Linked DNA regions of Homo sapiens: region 1 is linked to region 2. Evidence: chromatin loops called from intact Hi-C (ENCODE). Cell type or tissue: adrenal gland. All regions are shown on one strand. Links, peaks and the distances in the headings refer to the core of each region. The heading gives the core; the rest is flanking DNA.

Evidence for each region. Peaks named below come from ENCODE experiments on the same cell type or tissue, not always from the same donor. Only the 100,000 strongest peaks of a DNase experiment are listed, where the experiment ranks them.
Region 1: a loop joins it to region 2, with 3 times the contacts of the local background. A loop is called at or near these places in 29 of 110 quality-filtered maps.

The regions. Positions count from the first base shown.
Region 1 is chr20:61,227,855-61,230,768 of GRCh38, reverse strand. No RefSeq gene overlaps it. Among named protein-coding and RNA genes, the nearest start is that of CDH4, 23 kb to the left of the region's middle. In adrenal gland, for the core only: a CTCF peak has its summit at 1,464 (motif pointing right); a DNase peak (open chromatin) is centred at 1,528.
Region 2 is chr20:60,209,934-60,212,847 of GRCh38, reverse strand. The region is part of intron 3 of MIR646HG (MIR646 host gene); the gene reads right to left. Among named protein-coding and RNA genes, the nearest start is that of MIR646HG, 73 kb to the right of the region's middle. RefSeq lists a silencer at 1,469-1,708. In adrenal gland, for the core only: CTCF peaks have their summits at 1,366 and 1,565 (motif pointing left); DNase peaks (open chromatin) are centred at 1,014 and 1,647.

The sequences.
Region 1 (2,914 bases), core at 252-2,751, 1.0 Mb before region 2:
GTATATCTTCTCTGGGGAAGTGTCTGTTCAAATCTGTGCTGCTCTCCAGGCATGGGACAAGGACAAGTGCCCTGTCTGCAGCAGTTATCTTCATTATCAACACTGTGGGTGGGCCTAGACACCCGGAGCACAGGGACATAGCAGGCCAGAGGGGCCTGGCTTGCAGGGCAAACACCGTTAAGACAGAAGACAGAATTCCTGGCAGAGACTGTGTGGTTGGGGGGACATCCCACATTCCGTGGCGGGATCTGGAAAGGCTTCCGGAAGGAGACAGCACTGAGAGGAGAGGCCGCAGAGCAACCCACGCAAAGGCAATGGGGAGTGCAGCAACCTGGGCTGGGCTGGTGGCAGGGAGGGAGGGGAGAAAAGCAGGTGAGCAACAGCCCTTCCTGGCCTCAGCTGATTGACCTAGCATGGACATGTGACCTGGAGGCACGCTCCCCATTGGGCAGGAGTAGCCAATCAAGGTCTTCCTTCAGAGAGTCCAGAATTGAGGTCGGCAGATGGCTTGGGAACCAATGGGCCACGTGGGGCGTGGAGTGTCCTTCTCCCTCCTGCCTGCACCTGGCCAGTGAAGGAGAAGCAGAGGTGAGGCAGCCACAGGGAGTAGGAGTCCGACATTTATGAAAAACAACAAACATGTTAAAAATAAATAAATTAATGGCTTTATTATGAAGTTCAGGAGCCAGATTGCTTAACTCTGTTACTTATTCTTAAACACATTATCAGGCTGGATGCGGTGGCTCACGTCTGTAATCCCAGCACTTTGGGAGGCAGAGGCAGACGGATCACTTGAAGTCAGGAGTTCAAGACCAGCCTGGCCAACATGGTGAAACCCTGTCTCTACTAAAAATACAAAAATTAGCCAGATGTGGTGGGCATCTGTAATCCCAGCTACTCGGGAGGCTGAGACAGGACAATCACTTGAATCTGGGAGGCGGAGGTTGCAGTGAGCCAAGATCACGCCACTGCACTCCAGCCCGGGCTACAGAATAAGACTCCGTCTCAAAAAATCAAAACAAAACAAACAAGCGACAACAACGAAAACCTCCCACATTATCAGAATTTCCCTGGAATGGGAATATATATATATATATATATATATATATATATATATATATATATATATATATATATATATATATATATATCCTTTGTTTCTCTAGTTCTCCTATACAAATATTAGGTTGATCCATTTTTTGATGTCTAAATGGTAATTTCTTAGGGTTCTGTTGAACATATCAATAGACAGGCATGCATTTATTAATTCTCTTCAATTCATAGTTTGCTACTGCCTGCAAATTCCAACATAGCTTTCAGATACACACAGAGCTCTAGGAACAAAATGAGGTGGTGATTTACAAAGACCTATTTTTTTCCATTCCAGTCTCGCCCAGAGATGCGCACAGCCGGTGCGCCGTGGCTCTCGGACGCTAGGTGGCGCTGTCTGCAGCTCAGCGTCCTCGCCCCGCCGGGCTTGAGGTGCAGCCGCGCCTGCAGGGGGTTTCAGAAGGGGCATCAGCAGTGATGCGTCCCGTCCTTCCCCAGGCCTGGCTAACAAGGAGGAAGGAAGAACACATTCCCAAGGGAAAAGAGACACTGCGAGAATCACAGACCAACCGGTTGCGGGAAAACTGCGGGGAGAAAGAAATTTACTTGCAAAAAAATGGTGAAGGGCAAATAAAGTATTGAGCTTGTGCAGCATAAATAAAAAGGCTTTGGTTTTATCTCTGGGAAGTAAGAACAAAATAGAAAGTTCCCATCTCAAAAAGCTCAGACTTGTGGGAATAAAACCTCTTTCCCTTTTGCATTATAGAACAACGCCACAATTTCCAGCATCGTCCAGAGACTGCAAAGGACTCACCTGAGATTGCAGGGCCCAAAATGATCTCCTCATCTGGGGCCTCTTTATAGTTCATGTATATTCAATCAGCAGAGCTCTGGTTCTACGCAGCGAGAGCATGGAGGCATGCGGCTTCCCAGGGTCCCGCCCAGAGCCCAGAGCCCAGAGCCCAGAGCCCGGAGCCCAGAGCCCGGAGCCCGGCATCAGGGGTTCTCAAATGCTTGCTGTATGAATGGATGGATGAATGAACAAAACGAAAAAGAGCATCCTAATACCATTAGCTCCACGTTCAAGTGAAGTAGCTCTAACTTGCAAATCTGTAACTGCTACAAAAAATCCAGCTCTGTGATAAGCCTGCTATTTACACGATCGTGATTTATATCCTTGCTATCATTACAAATTCAACATTTTGCATCTTCTGGTCCATAGCACTTCCTTTTTTGGCTCTAATGATGACTTACACACATTGCATGATGGGCCAGGTGCCTCTCCAGGCACCATCTCACTTAATGTGTAAAATGGTCCTGTGGAGTAGGTATGCTAATGACCTTGACATTGCAGGAGAGGCTTTGCGGTGCCGGGGTGCATGTGGGTGATCTGAACAGGGCCAGTGGACTCCAGAGCTGTGTAAGTTTCCTATTGCAGCTGTGACAAATTACTGCAAATGATACGAAGTTACCAACTCCAGGTTCTGGAGGTCGGAAGACTACAATGGATCTTGCTGGGCTGAAGGCTCCAGGGAGAATCCATCCAGTTTCTAGAGGCCGCTGCATTTCTTGGGTCATGGCCCCTTCCTCCATCTTTAGTAATCACTCACTCAAGTTCCTTAATCACATCTGCAAAGTTCCTTTTGCCACGTGAGGTACCATATTTCACAGGTTTTGGACATTAGGGTGTGACTTTTTTTGGCGGGAGGCATTATTCTGCTGGCCACAGGGACCCCTCTTGTGGTTTTTATGTGGGCTCTGCCCAAGCCTTGTAACTGTTATTTCCAGTGGCAATTTTATATCCATTTTATTTTCACAATTTGCCTCTCTACATCCTCCCATTGGCTTTTGAGTATTTTCCAAT
Region 2 (2,914 bases), core at 193-2,692:
GTGTCCAGCCCAGGACCACTGCCACTCAGGTTCTAGCATAATGCTACCAGGTCACCCCTTCAAGTTCCCACCTTTGCCATAATCACTGTGCACTAAACGTGGCCTGGGACATATGGCAGTGCCTGTTCAGAACCCCCAGCCACAGTCCCTTCTTCTGCAAACACCCAGATCTCCCCGCCATCCCCCCCAAACCCTTTAAAATCTGTTTGGTTTTCTTACAATTTATGCTCAAGACACACAGAAATATCCACCATCGCTTTTTCACGGTACCTAAAGAGCTTGCTTTGCTTATGTGTACACTAAAGCTACAGTGACAACAAAACAATTCTATGTCAGTGGAACAAGCAACTCACACAAAGAAGCACGTCAGCTTTTAATAATGCCAAGAAAAAAGCCCTCCGCTGCTGTGCCCACCAGTCTTCCTATATCTGATGCCCATTTAGGGACGCCTGGAAGAACGGCAGCCTGTCTGCTGTCTGGGAAAGCATTCTCTGGCTGGGTTGTGTTACTCCTAAATTATTCATAATCTTGACTGAGATTCATCAAGGTCACCACCTCCTGGAACCTTTGCGCCGAGAGGAGCATGCGGGTGCCTTCCAGGCCTAAAAAGATGCAGGAGATGCAAGTCTCTGAGTGCAAAGGCCTCTGCTAAGCCCTCCGCACCTGCTTCTGGCCTCCTCCGCAGAGGAAGCCAGGCTCATCTTTACTCCGAATCAGAGACCTGCAACACGGCCTGTGCTCATTTCAAACGGGCAGAGAGGACAGTCTTACCACTTACATTTAAAACCTAACTCCAAGCATGTTCTGAACCTGGTAGTTACAGTCCGGGAAGCCTGATTGTCAACAGCTCACACTTTATTCCTGATTTCTGCCTGGGTAGAAAGGCACTCCAGGTCCTTACCAGCTCGAGTCTGTCACTTGAACACATGAGACATACTGAACACACTCGGGGACACACACCTAGAAGGCCCCAGCGTGGGTGCGCACAGGGATGAGGCTCTCCTGCCCAGGAGACACCCACTGCTCTCCCAACACAGTGAGTCTAGTCTCCCAGCCCCATCACCACTGGGCAGAAGCCCTGGAACCAAACACTGGGGGTCTGGAGCCCAGAGGCAGGGCCATCCGGAGCCGCTCATGCTGCAAGGCTGCTGTGGAATTCTCCATTCTCCATGTGTTTCCTTTGGATCAAGAGGTTTTTGTTTTTGTTTTTAGAAGAAGAAATAGAATGAAAAACAAAATACTGAGCTAAAATCTAAATTATTTCTTCTCCTGAAACACACTCACTATGCACATTGATGGAAGTTCTCAAAGACTTATGTTCAAAGGGTGGATTTCTAAGGATTTCAAAAAAGACGGTCAAATAGAATCTTTTCTTTCTTCCTTCTGAAGAAGAGTGGATCACAAAGTTATCTGAGTTGTACAGCCAGGAAGGTGAAGAAACATAGATTTGGGTCGTCTCGGCATAAACATAAAAATGCGGCAGCCCGCTTGCGTGCTGCTTAATTTCTTTTTGTCTTAGAATTACCACTCTGCCCCTCGGCCTGAGTGACAGGCGCGAGGCAACAGCGCCATCTGTAGGAGAAACTTCACAGCCCAGGCAGGACGCTCAACCCTGTGGTTCAGCCCCGTCCGACACTTTCAGGATTCAGAAGCTCCGATACCAGCACCCCTTCCCCAGCACACACACACACACACCCATCCCTGGATGAGCTGAATGCCCAACTCGGTCATCTAAAGAATAAATGGGCCAGGCACAGTGGCTGACATCTGTAATCCCAGCACTTTGGGAGGCCGAGGTGGGAGGGTTACTTAAGTCCAGGAGTTTGAGACCAGCCTGAGCAACATAGTGAGACACCGTGTCTACCGAAAATAAAAATTAGCCTGGCACGGTGGCGTGGCATGGACCTGTAGTTGTAGCTACTGGGGAGGCCAAGGTGGGAGGATCGCTTGAACCTGGGAGTTCCAGGCGGCAGTGACCTGTGATCACGCCACTGCACGCCAGCCTGGGCAACAGAGTGAGACCTCGTCTTTAAAAAAATAAAAATAATAAATAATAAATGGTTACTATTATGTTGGAGGAAGAGTTAGTAAGATCTATCACTTTTTTAATTGGCCATTTCCTCTAATCTAGCAATTATTCCAATTCTAGAGGTTTATCTTGCATAAATATTAGCTTGTATGCAGAGATAAAAATCCAAGGGATACTCACTGCAGTGTTCGTTTAGTAGTGAAATATAAAAGCAATGTAAACATTGTTAATAGGACTGGTAAAATAAATTAAGGCCCTCTAGGGCACAGAAGCCTGTGTGAAATTTACCATGAACCAATTTGCCATGAACCAGGAGTTATGCACGTAAGGAGACTGGACTGTTTGCCATAGTAAAATTTCCAGTTACAAAAGCAGCTTTGCCAAAATCATGTAGAATGTGGTCTTTCTGTAAAGATGTGTGTTCTACACACACACACACGCACACACACATAATATCTGGAAGAATGTGTTCTACACTGTGATGTTACAAACAGTGGCTATCTTGGGGGTGGGAGGAAAAGGAGGAAATTCACTTTCTACTTTGTACATGTTTGCATTATTTGAATTGTGTTGCAAACATGTACTAATTTTGGATTTACTCTCACGGTGCTTGAGGACATACTCGAGTCATCCTCAGAGTATCTCTGGAAGGCAAGCTTTTTGGGTCCTTGCATCTCTGCAGGGTTCCATTTTGCTCTCTAACCTGAATGTGATTTCGGCTCAACACAAGATCCTACGTGCAAGCCAGCTTCCCTCAGAACTGCCAAGTCCCACATCATCTCCTAACATCTGACACTGGCAGTGAGAAGTCTAATGCCGATCTGAACTGTGTTTCTTTGCAAGAAACCTCATTTTTCTTTCTGGGAGCTTTTGATATTCTACTCG